Regions from separate parts of the Homo sapiens genome. Here region 1 is linked to region 2. Evidence: chromatin loops called from intact Hi-C (ENCODE). Cell type or tissue: Calu3. All regions are shown on one strand.

Evidence for each region. A loop is a pair of places that touch in the nucleus more often than their neighbours do. Peaks named below come from ENCODE experiments on the same cell type or tissue, not always from the same donor. Only the 100,000 strongest peaks of a DNase experiment are listed, where the experiment ranks them.
Region 1: a loop joins it to region 2, with 2.0 times the contacts of the local background. A loop is called at or near these places in 2 of 110 quality-filtered maps.

The regions. Positions count from the first base shown.
Region 1 is chr7:20,439,503-20,442,002 of GRCh38, forward strand. No RefSeq gene overlaps it. Among named protein-coding and RNA genes, the nearest start is that of ITGB8-AS1, 110 kb to the left of the region's middle. In Calu3, CTCF peaks have their summits at 1,386 (motif pointing left) and 1,588; a DNase peak (open chromatin) is centred at 1,399.
Region 2 is chr7:20,560,316-20,562,815 of GRCh38, forward strand. No RefSeq gene overlaps it. Among named protein-coding and RNA genes, the nearest start is that of ABCB5, 54 kb to the right of the region's middle. RefSeq lists enhancers at 1-388, 291-585. In Calu3, no CTCF peak of the experiment used is centred here; DNase peaks (open chromatin) are centred at 1,436, 1,864 and 2,386.

The sequences.
Region 1 (2,500 bases), 120 kb before region 2:
TCTGAGCTTCTTTAGCTGGGTTTCTTATCTTCCAGGAAAAATAAAAGGGGGCTAGTGATACAGAAGGGCTGGGCTTCCAGCCAAACCTCACCCTTAAGCCTGGAACTGCAGCCCTAAGTGAAAACGGCTAATCCCGTTTTTCCGCCCAAATATTGCCTTTTTGGCCCAACCTGCCGCTATCCTGTGCTCATTAAAGACTTCAGCTAGCAGAGTAATACAAGTGGCTGAGCGACAAGCAGAGAAGCAACTGAGTGTTGGAGACTACAGATAGGCATGGCTAACCTCAGATAGTGTGTCTTCGCAGAGGAGCCTGGCCAGAGACAGCCAGGCTTCAGGGAAAGATTACCTTCCCATCCCTTTTCCAGCCTCTCTTTCCACTGAGAGCCAGCCACTGCTCAATGATGTCTTCCACATTCATCACCTTTCAACAGTGAGTGTGACTGATTCTTCCTGGATGCTGGACAAGAGCCCAGGTGTCTAGAGGGCAGGGGCTGCCCCCTTGACCCTCTACTGAGCTGATTGGCACTTAGCTGTCCCTGGATGGCAGAGCTGAAAGAGCATTGGTTGTAAGACGCTTGGATGCTGCTGCTGCAGTGCCCGCATAGAGCCTGCTCCCTCCAGAGAGGAGTGACCAGCCAGTTCCAGCATTTGTTCGCTCTGGTTCCTACAGTTGCTCACTCACACACTCCCTCCCGCAAGGAGTGGCCAGCGACAGGCTGAGTGGAATAAGCCACTCCAGGTGCTGCCCACAAAGGGGTCAAGGGAACTAACCCGTCTCATCTGCTGGCTCACCCAGGTTATGTCAGACAAGTGAGCTCATATGGAAATGTCTCTCTTTTGGGTGAAAGGAACGTTGGTTTTGTGGCTCTGTTTCCCTTCACAGAGGTCTAGCTGTTGACTAGGACCAGAATATGGTGCTGAGGAACCGAAGGAATCTGGCTGAGGCTACTCCTCAGTGTTGTTGGAAGGTCCCAAGACTGAACTCTGTCCCCGACCACCCTAACAGGCATCGGCCAAGACCCTCAGACTTTGCTGTGGTATCTTTGTATCTTTTCTTCTTTCACGGCTTCAAACTGCTCCTATCTCTTCTTTAACAATGTTAAACTGCAGATATGTTAGCACACCAGCGCCTGCGAAGCCTTTCCTCCCATGACTGAGGGGTCCTTATCAGGTGAGGGATACACTGATTAAAGGAACCCATTTCCATAGAGCAAGAAGGTCTTTCCCCCGGTCTCCTTCCTTATGCACTTTAAGCTGTTTTTTTTTTCTTTTCTTTTCTTTTCTTTTCTTTTCTTTTCTTTTCTTTTCTTTTCTTTTCTTTTCTTTTCTTTTCTTTTCCAAGTGAGAGGATCCCCTTCCCACCTCAGCACTCTGCTTATGATTGGGAGGCAACAGAGGAGCGACCCCTGCTGGCTGAGAACTGCAAATTTGGCAAGACCCATCTAGGACTTAATCTAAATGAATCCGCGCAGCTCCTGAAATAACTTTTTGTCTCAAACTAGATTCCAACCTTCAGATTGAAGCCCTAGAAAGGAAAACCAGATCTGAGGGCTCCAAAGCCAGGCAAAAGACACAGTGTAAGTGGGTGGGACTAATTCCTGCCGATTAAACCACTGCTTCATGGAAGGAGGTCAGGCTCCAAGGCATAAATGAGGCCCAGGGACTCGAAGGTTGTCAATAGTAGGGGAGGTAGAGGCATAGGTGAGTGTGGATAATTCCTATTCTCTAGGCCCTCCCTGATTCATGGGTGCAAGCCACATTGGCACGCACGGGTGGCACCCGCCAAGGTTGCTGGGACTTGGGGATACAAAGACAGAAGAGAAAGGAGATGCCTGCTTTCTCTCTCCCTCATACCCTGGGTTATTGCTGAAAGAAGGAAGGGAATTGAAGGACCCCCCATTCCCTGTCTTTCAGAATGGGCGGCAAGCTATCTTCACCACCCTTTCAAAGCTAGGTTTGAGTCCCTTTGAGATGATGTATGGACAGCTGTTTCTCACCAATGATCTCTTGCTAGACCAAGAGAACTCCGACTTAATTAAACATTATAACCTCTTTGGCTCACTTCCAACAGGAATTGAAACAACTGTTGGAGGCCCAGTCGCATGAACTAGGGCCACCTCTGTTCAACCCAGGGGACCTGGTACTGATGAAAACACTTTTTCCTTTTCTCCCTCTCTGGCGTAGACTGGGAGGGACCTTACACTGCACTTTCTACTCCTATGGCAGTAAAGTTCACTAAAGTAGATTCTTGGATTCACTATACCCAAATAAAGGCCTGAGAAGCTGACGGGATTACCCGTCAACCCAGAAGAGCACCCAAAGTACCAATGTGAAGAGATCGGAGACCTCAAGCTAAAAATCTCAAAAGATAAGTGTTAATAATAAACCTTCCATGGATATCCTCTTTATAGTCTTGCCTACACTTGCTGTTCCTACCTTTGTTCTGTTCTATACCGCGAGGCACAATATTGTTTTCAGAATGATTAGTATGTTTTGCTTC
Region 2 (2,500 bases):
CAGGCACCTGACCCTTTCTGCCCAGGAGCCTGTCTGCCTCCCACCCTCAACCTATGGCCACCAGCACCCAGGCTGTTTGTGACAAGGTGCCTGCAGGTCCACACCAAGCCACCCTCAGTCCCCCCTGGCCTCCCTCTTGTGCTCATTTGCACCCAAAGTCCAGAAGGGGCCGAGGAAGCAAGAGACTGGCATGTCAGTGCTGCCCCTAGCATGCGCACACCCGGCCAAGTCATGACAGCACCAGCACTCAGCCTCAACTTTGCTCTGAAATCAGAAAGGGGAGAAGCCAGGCAGGGGAAGCAGGCATTTCCAAGCTTGCAGGGGCAGGGGGCCTTCCCAGGCCCCCAAGAGCACAGGAATACCAGGTTCGCAGCCACAGCTGAGTGGCAGCAGCCGCGCCGGGGAGGGAGGGGCTCCCGCCGCTCCAACTAGGAAGGGGTGGGGCTTCTGCCTGTTCCTGGCTCCCGCTGGCTCCACGGAGCGTGTAGCCCTGCGTAGCCCTGGCCCCACCTCCCCAGCTGCAGACAGTGTCTTTGCAGCAGCCATTTCAGATGGGCCGCGGGTGCCGACACTTACTCCTCAAGCACAATGGAGAAAAATCTGAAATTGCACTTACTCAATATTTATGAAACAATCTAAGTTAAATTTTAAAGCATTCATCTTTCTTGTGACCCATTTTGCTGTTCTTTTCTCTTTTTTTTATGTATTTCACAGATACTTTCAGACATGAAACAACTTCTTTCAAACAACTTCTTTCATCTTCTATTCTTACTCTTTTGAATATTTTCCATTTACTAATACATTTTCAAGATGTTAATCCACTTAAAATTTTGGATTTCCATGTCACAGATAATTATTTAAGAGTAAGACTCTTCTCCACTTTATCCCCCACCACCAACTGATGCCATGAATTTTCCTGAGACACAGAAAATTGATGAATATTTTAATTAGTAGTTAATTCCCCTTTGAATGTGTAGCAGCTATGAAGTCCTAGGCAAGAACTGGGCCCAAATTTATCTCCTAAGTGATATATCATCACTCTTAGAAAACGTTTTAAGTAGTAACCTACGACATAAATTAAACAGATTACAGAAATCATTTACTTGTGAAAAAAAGAAAAGTAAAAGGCAGAGTTTGTGTACTGTGGAAAATTACAGATTTCGACATCCATTATCGCTTTCATGAATGAAGCCTTAAAGTCATTGAAGAGAAAAAAAATTTCCTGAGTATTTTCTAATGTTGCTGTTTGTTCCAACAGTTGCTTCAGATCATACAATCAATCCTTCATTCACTTTGTTTGTGAAACTAGTTACTCATGGTCACTCAATTTCCTTCATATTGAATCCTAACAGAGGCATTGACCAGGACTATTGTTCTCAAAGGTTAAAATACCCCATGAATGACTACGTCATTGCCAAAGTATGTCCAGGTCATGGAAACAAACTCAACAACATGGCCAAAGACTCCTGGAGGAGGGACGGAAGACCTGAATTTTGATCTGGTCTTTCTAACTAACTAAATGAGAAAAACTCAGCCAACTGTCCTATCTTGAGCCTCTGCCCTAAATATAATTTTATAAATAAAAAAGCACTGTCTAATGCAGGTTTTTCTTAGATGTGTTTCAAAGCACTAAACTGTTTCATTAAAATTTTGAGCAATTCTGAGATATACATCCCCTTCTTGGAGGTTCACAAGGAACATTATTAACATAGTAAAGTTTCTGAGAATTCCTGCAGTTCTGCTTAACTTTGTTCAACCCACACAAAATGTTTTACATGTTTTTGTAACCTAACACCCCTTACCCTCTGTGGAGCCTTCATTGAGAGTGCTGTACTGGTGATTTTCAAACTATGCTCTGTGGAATCCTTTTAGGGATTGCCAGAAAATGTGGTAAGAAGTGGAGAGCAGGAAGGTGGACAGGAAGCAGTCAGCAGGCAGGACTTTGGGACCCCAAACCCCAATTCAACCTTTTTACTCTGAGTACTCAAAATATAATATTCTTTCAATATAATAGATCCTTTAATCTTTAACAGATTTTTAATATATTTAATGAACTCTTTTAATCTATTTGAGGCCTCAAAATATAATATTCTAAAATTCTCTGACTTAGAAATGATTTATGTCTAGTATGAATTATCGTGCTGAGATTTTTATGAGATTTCACAGAAAAGCTCCACAGTGTTTCCAAGATAGTGTGTATTAGTCAGAGTTCTCTGGAGGGACAGAACGAATAAGATATATGTATAAATGAAAGGGCACAATCGGTTCTTGCAGTAGGTTGAATTATTGCTCATGATTATTCATTCCTGCCCAAACCTTGCTGTGCTTTCCTGGAGGCAGAATTTACTTCCTTGCCCCATTGATTGGGGCTTGGCCTTGTGACCCACTTTGGACAGTGGAATGTGAGTGTCTTACGTGCTTTTGTTGACCTCTCTTCATGATGAGACAAGCATGCCCCAGCTAGTGGGTATTCATCATCCAAGGCCCAGGAATTAGACGA